Linked DNA regions of Homo sapiens: region 1 is linked to region 2. The links are chromatin contacts, found by Hi-C or POLR2A ChIA-PET in ENCODE. All regions are on one chromosome and are shown on one strand. The core of a region is the stretch at or near the end of the contact, and the rest is flanking DNA. Distances in the headings are between cores, read along the strand shown. Region 1 overlaps LINC01091 (long intergenic non-protein coding RNA 1091). Region 2 overlaps LINC01091 (long intergenic non-protein coding RNA 1091).

Region 1 (5,755 bases), core at 672-3,171, 110 kb before region 2:
TAGAGACGTGCCAGCCAATGAGAAAGCCATGTGGGCTGGGGTGGTAGAGTACTTTTAAGAAGTGTCAAAATGAATATTAATGTAAAGGGCTCTGATGCCACCTCCCTTGCTGAAAAAACTTCAGTATAATCTGCTAAATAGATACTCCAATGCCTTCCTTGAGTGTTCTTTGTAGGGTAGAGGAAAGAGGGGACACAGGTACATCAGAGTCCTCATTGGAAGAGTGAAAATAGCAGCTGCTTGAGGCTAAAGTCTAGATTTCAGTGGGTACAGAAAACTTGATGTAGACTGTAGGGCATATACCACACAGATTTGCAGAGATTTTCAGAAGAGCAACAGCCTTCTTATTAGATGTGCATTTGCTGATTTGATGGAAATCTCAAGGTCACTGTAACTTCAGTTGACTTCTCCCTTACACAAAGAAGAGGCTAAAAGCCGTTATTGATTGCTCTCAAGAAATCAGAGAAGAGGCCATGGCCACTCAAATATCCTAAAAAGGCTTTTGGATTTATGGAACTGTGGAAACTAACAGTCTTTAAATATCAACTGGTCCAACCTTTGTCTACTTCCTTCTCCTTCTCATCCTTTTTGCAATAAAGGAATCAAAGACTTAGATTCAATATCCAATGTATACCAGGCCGTTGAGTAATCACAGATGCAAGACTAGAATCTGACTGTGGATTCAGAGTCAGAAGCCCTGGGTTCTGCTCCCTGCTGCATTTTCTTATTTTCTGTACCTTCTTGAACCTCAGGTCCCTCTCTGTAAAAAGAGGTAAGTAAAATCACATCTCACAGGGTTTTTGGAGGACCCTATGAGTTAATGTGGGATTTGAAAACTGTAGGAATGTTAAAACATTTTATTGTTATTATTTATGAGGTTATTTGGGTGCCAACAATTATACGAAGAGGATTATTTTGGCTTTCCTGAAATAGCAGCAGTGCTATAGTTGAAGTGACTTCACTGTTCTGCATGTCTGTGTGTGCACATGTGCAGATCCAGGCCAGGGCTAGGCAGTGAAGTTTATAGATTGTCTTTTGGGATAACGAGCTTTTGGGCTCTTGGTAGGCCTTCTAAATAATACATTGTTTTTCTTCTTTCTTTTCTTTTCACAGGAATTAGAATAATAGCTAAAATTTCTCACTTGTTTCTTAAGGAAGTTAGGAATACATCTTAATAAATCAAGAAGTTCAAACACATCATCCATAGCAACTTGAAGTAGACTCCTATTCTGTTTAACCATGCCTTTTGAGAGTCAAAATCCAGGGATGCTCCCTACAGCCAGTCTTGAAGAACAGAAGGGGAACTACATGCCACCAGGCTATGGGAGCTGTTTCAGCAGCAGATCATTACCTAATCTCTTCCTGTCTCCCCGGTAGAGCTGAACAGAGCCTGTGAGAGAAAATTCCGGATGTTAAGGGAAGGAGAAAGAGGTATAGGTGTAGGGACTAAAAGTTGATGTGGTATCATTCCTATGAAAAAAATAATCAGATTCATTTTTATATTTCCTAAGCACGCTTATATTTGGTGAAAAAAAAAGAGCATGTTAGAGACATTATTTATGATGGTCATGCCTCAAATCTTGTCTTTACTTACAGTTTCCATTTCCAAAACTCTCTTAAAGCTTCTAGTCTTTTTAAGCCTGAGTATTTTAATAGAAGTAAAGTCTCTCCTGTCAGAGTGCTATTCCCTAGACATGTTTGCCTCCAGGGTCTGAAAAGAAAGGAGTCCATTTTACACCCTGAAGCAGAGTGTACCCCTCTGTTCTCTTCAGACAGTGTGGGGAAGGATGTACCCCTTTAATCTCAAGAGGCAAGAAAATATCGAAACAGATGACTTTGGCAGGTTTGCTGAAGGCTGGCGGCAGGTTGGCCGGGCCGCAATCAGTGGCCTCCAGAGTTCAGCGTGACAGGAAGCAGGGGCTGCTGCTCTGCCTGGTCATTAGTGAGGAGCAAGAGAGCCTGATGATTAGTCCTTGCAGCACTGGAGAATGTTCCCATATCTGGCCCAGGGGACAGAGAGGTCCCAAAACATCCCAGACATTTGGTCGTCAGCGCTTTCATTCTCTCATCACTCAGGAAGTTAGAGAGAAGATAAAAACAAATTAAAGAATTTTTTTTAAAGCACTCAAGTTTTTCTTAACATTTTCCATTTCCTTTTACAACACAAGTTTTAAACCTTGTGATGAAATGCTAAGTCACAGATGTAAAGGTGTCAAGAATTATAATTGCACGTTCCACACACAACCTTAGCTCCTCTGAGCATGCAAAAAAACCAGGAATTAAATAACTTGCTGATTCAACTTTGTCAATACAATGAATCATATTAACAAAATGTTAATGAATTAGTGAACTTCCGCAAAAGGTGAAGAACAGCCATGAGCATCAGCATTATCTTGAGATGTTAGGGAGAAAGGGTGGTGGGAGGGATTGGGAGGTAGCAGCAGCACCAGCACAGAAACAAGGGCCAGAAACAGGCCTCCTGCAGGGGCAGCCACTTCCTCCTCCTGCCTGCTTAGCCCTGCTCTGCAGACACACAATAATCACCCCAGCGGGTCTAGGGATCAAATGACGGCACTGCTGAAGGATTAAGAGCAACTCTATCCTCTTGGCTTGGACTTTGGAATTTTCATTAAAATGACCTTGGGTGTGGTGAGAAAGGAATTCAGACAACAGGGATCAAGTCTTAAACATGTCACCTGGGAAAACAACCGAAGGGCCCCTTCAGAGAGAGCTTTCTTTCTGGGACTCAGGCAGAGTTGTCACACTTGTTTTCCTAAGTGTTTCTCACATGGGATTAGCCTCCAGATATGTGAAAAGTGAGGAGTTGAAGGTCTGAGGTAGGCAGAATGAGGCAAAAAATAAATTACAATGTGCTAGTGCAGGCTGGACTTCTTAACGTTCTCAAAGCTCTGTAATGTTTGACTTGTTGAGAGATTGCCCTCTTCCTCTCCTCATCTCATTGCTCTCAATGGAAGGAGCTGGGGCTCCATCTGCAATTCATGGTGGGTTATTGTAAAAAGCACTGTAGAGACTGGGTTGGCCTTATGTAGGCAGCAGCCTGTAGTCCAGCAGACGTGGATAGATGGCTGCAGGCTTGAGACTTAGGTAATTTGAGGCCGGGCATGATGGCTCACACCAGTAATCCCAGCACTTTGGGAGGCTGAGGTGGGCGGATCACGAGGTCAAGAGATCGAGACCATGCTGGCCAACATGGTGAAACCCCGTCTCTACTAAAAATACAAAAATTAGCTGGGTGTGGTGGTGCATGCCTGTAGTCCCAAGTATTTGGGAAGCTGAGGCAGGAGAATCGCTTCAACCTGAGAGGTGGAGGTTGCAGTGAGCTGAGATTCTGCCACTAGACTCCAGCCTGGCGACAGAGTGAGACTCTGCCTCAAAAAAAAAAAAAAAAAAAAAAAAAAAGTAACTGGAGAAAGGGTACAGGCCTCAGAAATTTAATATCAGAAATGGGAGGACTTGGGAGAAAAAGTAATCTGCTGATGACTACCACAAAGTATGTAAAAAGAGAATAGGTTTCTCAGTGTGGCTCCTATGTCTGTGGGCTCCTGAAGTGGGCTTAGCTGAAGTAGGAAAAATCATAGAAAGGTCCTCTTATAGCATCACTAACGAAATCAACAGATGTAGGCTAGGAAATGGCAATGACTAGACGTCAGAAAAAGGTTAGACAGTGAAGGTTCTGCTGAGACAGAACTGCAAGGAAGTTTTTTGGTCTTTGTCCATGCCCAGCAAGGTGTGGATCCTGATGTCTATCACATCTAGGATTGGCCATGCTTGGTTCTTAAACCAGTGGGGTCCAGTCTGATCATGTAAAGGACCGTCTTCTCCCATCAGTGCTTAGAGTAGTGAGGAGATGGGACCTGGTTCTGGTACTTGTGATCAGAGTGCCGGCAATTAAATTTGGCCCTTGGGATTTGTAAATTATTACATAAAGCTGCAAGTTTCCAATCTAACCACTGTCATCATCATCGTCATCACCATCATCATCATCATTATAGCTACCTATCAAAGGATAAACTCCGTTAGACATGGTATATACTGTTTGTAATCTTTTCTGATTTGGGAGACCAAGGAAATGAGTATCCTTATAATGTCTGATGCTCTAAAATACTAGAGCTCAACAGTTTTTTGAGGTCAGATTTTTAGTGATATGACCAGAGAGCTAGAGAAAGCACTTTGCAGTGTGAGAGAGAAGAAAGCAAAATTATATACATAGGCAATGGGGTTGGCTAGAGAGTTACGAGGGTTTTGGTTGTTCTTAAGCCACAGACTCCATTTTATTCATAGGTTCTACAAAACATTTTTTTTATGATAAAATTTTCTTTTTGCTGAAACTATGGAGGTTTATGTCACTTGCATAAGATAGTCTGAATTAGTAAATGTTAATAAAGCCTACCCTTCTTGTAAAGAAAAAGTTACAAAGAAAGAATAAAATGATTGTAAAGGTTAATAAAAGGATATAGGAAAATAATGGCTTACCATTCCATACTTGCCTAGAGCAGAGCTCCATAACCTGTGTTAGGAGAAGATAACTTTATCTCCAATTGCAAACCAAATTAAAAATATCATATATTGATACCTAAAGAATTGTTCTCCATAATGTCTCTGATTCATAAAGCTAAATGGTGTGTATTCCAAAGACTATAAGTAGACCTTTTTGCTTTTTTAAAATTTGTGAATGTCTGAAGCTCTCTATCTTTTTGGTTTTGTAAGTTTGGAAGAGGAAGGAAATATTCAACTCTTTTTTTTTAAACTATATTTCACACCATGTTTACATGATAATGGATAGAAAATTGTAGCTTAATGAAATCATTACATTCTTCTGTTTCAATATGGGGAAAGAGTTCACAAATTTATATTGAAAGAAAGTCAATGGCTACATGATGTATACTTAGAAAATCTAAAAGAATCTGCATGTACACTATTATAAGTGAATTTAACAAGTTCACTGGATATAGTATCAATGTATAAAAGTCCATTGTATTAATATATGCCAGTAAAAAATGAATAGTTAATAAAAATTGTAAAATATACTGTTCAGAATATAGTTAATTTAGAGCACCTGTGAATGCTTATCTCCAAAATGGCCTACTTGCAAGGTTGGCCCTTAGCTGGCATATGGGAACTTGGATTTCTACAGGGTTCTCATGACCCCAGCTGATAAGAGTTTTTCACTGTATCTATACTGTGTGCAAACAATGTGGTATATTTTGAACATCTGTTTCCCTCTGGGAGTCTGGAATTTTGGTATGTTGGGCACAGAATCTCCAGTGAGTTTTCCTGGTAGACAACATTCTGTACCTCACAATTTATTGCTGGGGGAATTAAGCTTATCCTGTGAGATTCTCCTGGGAGAGAACTTTTTGAAGCGTGTACTTGGTGTAATCTAGACTTCACCCAATGCTCCCTTTCCTTTTGTTGATATTGCTTTGCATCTGTTTGTAGCTCTAAATCATATTCATGAATATAACCATATGCTGGGTCCTTTGGGTCCACCTAGCAAATCATCAAACCGAAAGATGCTCTTGGGGACCTTAGATAGAAATATCATTTACTGTGATAGTAGGAAACATAAAAAACTGGAAACAAGTATGATAAAAGATATACAATATCATTACATCTAAAACTTTAAAATATTATTGAGAACAATTAAAGAAGACCTAAGTAAATACTGTGTTCATGGATTGGAAGATTCAATACTGCTAATATCTCAATTCTTTCTAAATTAATTGATAAAGTC
Region 2 (6,663 bases), core at 3,173-5,672:
ATGCTTGTTTCTGGGGGGCAGTCAGCTATATATATGGTTATATTCTTAGAATCTGCATGCAAAAAAGATGTCCATTCAAGTAACGAAGACAAATATTTTTAAACTCTGGCCCAAGTCATTCTTCTAGGCCCAGGGTATACTTCACTTTTACTATGAATTCCTCCTCATCCCTCAGCTTCTGTACTTGAGAAGCTTTCAAACACCTTTGTTATAGCACTCATCGGTTATGATTTATGCATACATTTTTTCCATTAGACTCTGAACTCCTCAGGGATAGAGACTATCTATTATTTGTCTTTTAAAATTTTGAACTAGTTTTATTTTGTTGTCAAATACAAACACAGAATTGAATATTTGTAACAAAAAAGTTTGAATTTCTCTCTCGTAATAATTTCTAAGAGGAAACTGTCATTTTTTATTCCTTCTCCAGATGTAATTATTGACAGCTTATTAAGTAAAGTAGCATTTTCTTAGCAGTGACAGGTATGACTTTTGTCTTTTGAGGCTGTCTATAATATTAATATCTTATAATGTGAGCACATGAATCCATAATTGTCCAAATGAAGAGTTCAAGAATAAATTACTTGATTTAGAAAGATTCAGAAGAGCTTGAGTCTCTGGAACTGAAGTCCACCTCAGGTTTACATTTTGCCTCATAATCTTGGCTTTTAGAATGCATTTAATGCGTGAGAATAATTACTGGGTACCAATCACTTCTTTGCTTAGATTATTTTATGTACTTTGTGCATTAGATAGTTTTACTATTAGTTCTATGAGTGAGGTAGCTTTGAGGGATTATGTAATGAGCTTTAGATAATATAGGTGGTAAGTGGTCCTACCACTTTCCTTAAACAAGGAACTGTGCTCCCTTGCCTCCTTTTCTACCCCTGAGCTTCTCTCATCACTCCCTGCACCCTGTCCCCAATTTATTGACCTCAAATATTTTTCTACCTTGTTGCAGACTGAAGTGAAGGTCTTAGCAGATTTTGGGACACATGGAGTGCAGCAGAGGTTATCATCGCACACTGTGTTTATAGCTTCACTCAGCCAGGGTTTTTTGGCAGTTTTCAGGACCATAGAGGCCTCATTTCAACACAGGAGCCAGTGTAAATACACAACAAAGAGACCACACCTGAGGAGGTTTTTCTGTCTATTTTAGTGACCTTGTTTGTGGCTGTGGGCCACTGGCGATCCTTCTCATCAGTCAAATATTAAACTTCTCTTTCCGAAACTTCCCTTAGGCCTGTCTGAAGATTTTTGGTCCCCATGTTTTATGAAGTGATAAAGATTTTGAGCTTTTCAAAGACAAAGCTGGTATGTATTTTTTAGATGACATTGTCATCATGATTACATTTGCCGTGTAAATTAATTTTTATTTTTTTAAAGAGTAAGTTACCACTGAAGTTCCTCTTCTACTTGATAGTTGTCAGAAGACAAGATAAGTGCTTAGGTTTTGACATTCACAATCTATGTGACAGGAGGCTGATCAAAAGTTGGATTTCTGATACCCGATGAAAGCAATACGGTAGGGCTGGGCTAAATCAGATTGAATAAAGATCTTTCCTTCCTGTTTCTACTGCGGCATGAATACTAATAAGTTAATATGTTTTGGGTGCCCACCAAGTACCCATTTTAGAAGACCTTTAAAGAATATAAGAAATGAGTGACAAGATCCATGCACATGAGGAACTTAATTATTAAGAAAAGATTCTAACAAACTCTGGACCATTAACAGTTTGAAGGCATGGTTTTGCTTTTGTAAACTGAATATGAAAAGATGACAGGAAATAAATGGTTGTAATGTGTAATAAGAGTGGTGGTATTTGAAAAGAGGAAAGCTTGGAACATTTTTGGTTTGGTACACCGACAAATGTTGAGGGGCCTAGCAGATTTGCAAAAATTGAGTCTGGAAATTTGGTTCCCAGTGTGTGAACAGTATGGTCTGAGGGTCTGAGATAATTAGCAGAAATTAATCTTAACTTGCTGGCTTTAGTTTCTAAAGAGGCTGCTGACATGACTTGGTGCTATGCAAGACAAAGTTGACATGTAATGCAAGAGACGTTAATTCTATCTGCCAAAACATTAAAAATATGCTTATTAAATAGAAATAAATAATCGCTACATATGTATATAAAATAACCACAATGAATTTTTACAAGTATTGGATATAAATGAAAAAGTGAAAATTTCATACATCCTGCTTAGATATAGATGAAGCTGTTTTGCATGCTTCTCTTTCTTCAGTATTTAATTAGGAGATTTATCTACCTTATTGTGTAACTTGATTTTATATTTTACGTGTAAGAAGGTGAATCAACTTTTCTGTATTGCAACAATCTTCGTTAACATTTTCAACATGTACTTTCACTTTAGCTGATTTATAATTGCAGCTTCACTGCTTTATTGTCGTGTTTTATTCCTAAAACAATGTGTTTCTATATTTAAGGATGATATGGTGCACAAATGTTGTTAAGCATACAAATTGATGGCATAATTTGCCCTTGACCTTGGATCTTGGTGGTTGCTGGGACACTGAGGAGAGAGCTTTTTTTTGGCCATGTGGGAGACTACCAAAGGCATCAATTTTAAAACTAGACTGGAGCAATTACCATTACATTTATGTTAGAGGTTAACATTTGTGTTATTTCCTCTTATTGCCTGGCTTTACAGAATGTTATGCCCCACTGCTTTTATTAAATCCAGGTAATAGAGGAAATAACAGTGTTATTAACCTCTAACACTGATGAAAAATTAGTCTTAAGTAAAACATGGTTTAAAATCAGAGCCATTGAGCCAGTACTTTAGCTGGTTCCCTGACCAAGCACAGAAAGGCTTTGTATACTCATTGTGCCCATATTCATTATGATAAAAGTAAAACAAAGTATAACACGAAATAAATCTCTGGGGGAAAAAGGGATTTGATTTTAATATGTACTGTATTCTTACTAGTAAATGTTATAGTTTACATGACATTATATAAATAAATATTGATCAGGAGAGTACCACTTTTCTATGATTGAAAGAGGAATTCGTTTTGATAACTTGATTACTTTCACAGAAAAGCACTTAGAAATTTAATATATAATCATTGACCTCATCAGAAGTCACTAGTTAGGTGCTTCCAAACACAACTGTTGTTAAGCTGAGGATTACTTTAGAAAATTTCCCTTTTCTTTTCTTGTTTGCATTTAAAACAATAATTTTTCAAAGTGATTTTTGGGATTTAGGCAGAGTTTGCTTCCCTGGTCATACAATGGTTACACATGGTTTTGTTGGGATGTTTATGCTAATTGAGACCACAAAGTTGTGAGTGAATTTATACATTTTAGGCAAATTAGGAAATATAGACTTAGTCAATACAATTAGAATGATAATTTATTGTAGGAAAATAAGATCTTGGTATCATAGTCTATTGATTATGTAGTTTAAATAACCCTAAATGTATTTTGTATGCTTTGATTAATAAATATTGTATTTAAATTTAATTTTAAAGCAACATATTTCTATTAAGCAATGCATATGTGTATCTAAGTAACTCTAAAGGTTTTTCAATTGTCTGATTTTTAAATAAATCTCTCTGCCTAACATTTATTAGTGAATTGCCAAATTATTTAAAGGTATTTTTCTTTTGTGGAATAAAATGTACCTCTTAATATAAGCATATTGGTTTCTAAATTACTCAATATATTTACCATGATTTTGTAAATAATGAAGTAGTAAAAGATTTCCTTTTAATCTATTATTTTAAATATAGAATTAATATAATTGATTAGAATAAATATCAATGAGAGAGAACATTGTATCTTACATATTTATTCAAAGGATGGTGTTGGGTAACACTAGATTTAAGAGCTTTTGTGTGAATTAAATAAAACTGCACATACAGAAGTGTCTTGTAATTATGTTAACAGTAAGTATTATATTATTCTCATGACTTATAGTGGGGAAGATGTATATAAACTTCACAGTATTCATGGCATTCCTATAGTATAAGTTGTTTAATAGAAAATAACAAAGAAAAGTAGGCATTGTACTTCTTAATCTTTAGGTAAATATACATTCCAGTTGCATGAACAGTCCTATGTAAAGGCTCAACAATCCGTTTACTTTTTAAATTAACAACCACTTCAATGGTTAATTGAGTATTTCTAAGCCAATAAATTACCCTTCAACATTACTGACTGGAAGCTTAGTTAGTATCCAAAACAAGCCTGGCATTAATGAACTCATTCTCCAACAAAAGGAAAAGGAAGCATCAAATCTGAACTTTGGATGTGTTCGGTTCCTTATTCTAAACACATTAGTACACTGTATTTTCCCACTTAGAGAAGCTTTTGTACACTGAGCATGTGGCTGTTTAAATGCCCCAGCGGGACATCCAGAGGCTGCAAAAACGGGAAAAATTATTTGGAACAATTTGCTTTCGTTCAAGGGCAACCATTTTACAGCTGGTTTATTGCTATTCTTGTGCTGTTTAAGCTGTCTTTCGTGTCAAAAGTCCTTTCCTGCTTACAGATCATCAGGAAGCATTCTGCTGCGTGCTGTTTGCCTAAGTTCCTCCAGGGCTCCGGGCCTTTGATCACGGATACCATTTGCAATCTGGTTAAAAATAGGAGGCTGCTGAGATAAGCTTGGGTCCTGGCAGTGAGGAAAAGGCCCTTTCCTTTTTTTTTTTTTCTTTTTTTTAAACTTTGTTATTTTGCTTTTTAGCATGGGAACACATAATTGAAGCAAAGAGGAATAGTGCTTAGAAATTATAGCATGCTTAGAGGTGTAAAAAGTTTGTGTGAAAAAAGGTTATTGGTTATTAAAAAGTTCAGTTTTTTGAAACCAGTGTCATTATTGTAGTAAGTTAAAGTTTTGAACATAATGAGTACATTCTTTTCTTTGAGGTTGACAGAAACAATATTTGCTCCCTTACATTTAAAATACACTACTGGTAGCACAGCTTTCAAGCTTGTACTCCTAAGGATGGCATTTAAACCAGAAGCATATATTTTTTTTTTTTTAGTGAGGAAAAATATATTATTGTTGTTAGCAAACCTAATATAAAAGAACAATAATATATTTAATATTGCTATTAGATAACAAGCATTGTAAGGATAAAGTCAGAATAAAAGACTCATATTTTTTATAATTTTTATTGCTTATCATTTTCTAGTGCTTTCTTAAATTTGTCAACTTATTGAAAACAAAAGCATGAAGATATACATGATTTTTAAATTATAGTTTCTCTCAGAATTTTGATTAACATGATTGTATCAATCTTATGATATAGGAGGATGGTGACTTTCATTATTGTTTGCTTAAGCAACAAGTCAAATATACCACAAGCCAGGAAATTAGAGAATTAATTGGAAATGAAACATAACCTAGATGGTAAAATTGGATACTAGAATATCAACATGATACTCAACGTAGAATATTTACTGTGAAATAAAGTGTACTAGAAGGGATCTTGGGAGTTTAATGAATTTTTCTACCAGTGGGCAATATCATTTATTTGTTAATTTACTCAAATAAAGATCTGCGCAAAGCCAAAACCTATGAAGTAAAGCAGAATAAAAGAGTGCCATCCGAGGCTAAAAACATGTTTACTGTATTGCCACATGCATTCTTGGCAGTTTGGGGTCCTGTGTATATTTTGGAGGGGTAAAGAAGAATTAGTCAAAGGAAAGATTGTGGGAATAAATTTGTAGAATGGAGGGTAGGTGAGGGATTAGAGATGAAGGAATCTGTTTATATGGATTTCAGCATGAAAGAGAGTTTAGAAAGAGAGTTCCTGAAGCTGCAATTGATGCAGTTATGCTGGGCTGGAACAACTTGGGATAGGAAGTGTGGTGGGGAGGCAGAGTGGACTGAACTAAGCTGGCTGGAAGTGAAGTCTGGGATGAAGTTTACAGTGCGAGGCAGAATCAGATGATGGAAGAACATGTGCTGTGTACACTGAGTTGTATTAATTGTTATATATATATTTTTAATCAATAGTGTACTAACTTGTGCTGCTGAGTTTACTGAATTCATATTTTTAAAAACTCTAATTTGCCTAACTTTCAAAATAAAGCATCTAAAGCTTATTAAGCATATAGAACAGGAAACTTGGAAAGCTGTTCTTGTGTTTGTGTTTAAATATTACCAAGTATATAATAGCTCACATTCCAGCAGACACAATACTGTGGCTTAGTCAGACCATGTTTTATATTACAAATAGTTTTACGTAAAATGAATGTTCCAATCTATATCTCCAGAATGAAGACAGTCCTCTCTAAAAAGGGCTCCTTCATCCTGAAAGCTAGCTCAGAGGGTTTTTTGAGCTTTGTGTCCTGTTTGTCACTTCTTTGAGTATCTTAACCTGCAGTATAGTTACCCTTGCCACACTACAGTATCATAAAATGGGCATCTTGTATCTCTGTCTCAAGGTGATAATGGAGTTGAAATGTATATCAGGGAAAAGATCAGGATTTCATTGAAAAGATGGAATATACATTTTGCACTAATGTCTGAAAAATCAACTTGCTCATAAGTTATTAAAGGACCACAGGTGCAAGCAGTGCAATTTTTGCAATTCCCTTTCCTGATATATTCTAGCAAGGTCATTTGCCCCTAAGCCTCAGAAGGTTAATTGGATCTCATAAGTGAATGCACCCAATCACTCATGATTTG

What was found. Hi-C counts contacts between places; a loop is a spot of excess contacts on that map. ChIA-PET counts read pairs that join two places held with the same protein, here RNA polymerase II (POLR2A).
Region 1: a map of heart left ventricle shows a loop between it and region 2 (1.9-fold over the local background). The contact joins two enhancer-like sites. A Hi-C loop is called at or near these places in 1 of 168 maps with a recorded cell type or tissue (heart left ventricle). POLR2A ChIA-PET finds 5 or more read pairs at or near these places in 2 of 52 experiments (BJ and Caco-2).

What each region holds. Positions count from the first base shown.
Region 1 is chr4:123,747,655-123,753,409 of GRCh38, forward strand. The region is part of intron 3 of LINC01091 (long intergenic non-protein coding RNA 1091); the gene reads left to right. Among named protein-coding and RNA genes, the nearest start is that of LINC01091, 100 kb to the left of the region's middle. RefSeq lists enhancers at 1,376-1,961, 1,962-2,545, 2,546-3,129. Within about 2 kb of position 1,922, at least 6 of the 41 ENCODE cell types and tissues checked have a DNase peak (open chromatin) inside an H3K27ac peak, as active enhancers do.
Region 2 is chr4:123,852,794-123,859,456 of GRCh38, forward strand. All of the region lies in intron 4 of LINC01091 (long intergenic non-protein coding RNA 1091), which reads left to right. Among named protein-coding and RNA genes, the nearest start is that of LINC01091, 210 kb to the left of the region's middle. RefSeq lists an enhancer at 1,866-5,582. Within about 2 kb of position 4,423, at least 14 of the 41 ENCODE cell types and tissues checked have a DNase peak (open chromatin) inside an H3K27ac peak, as active enhancers do.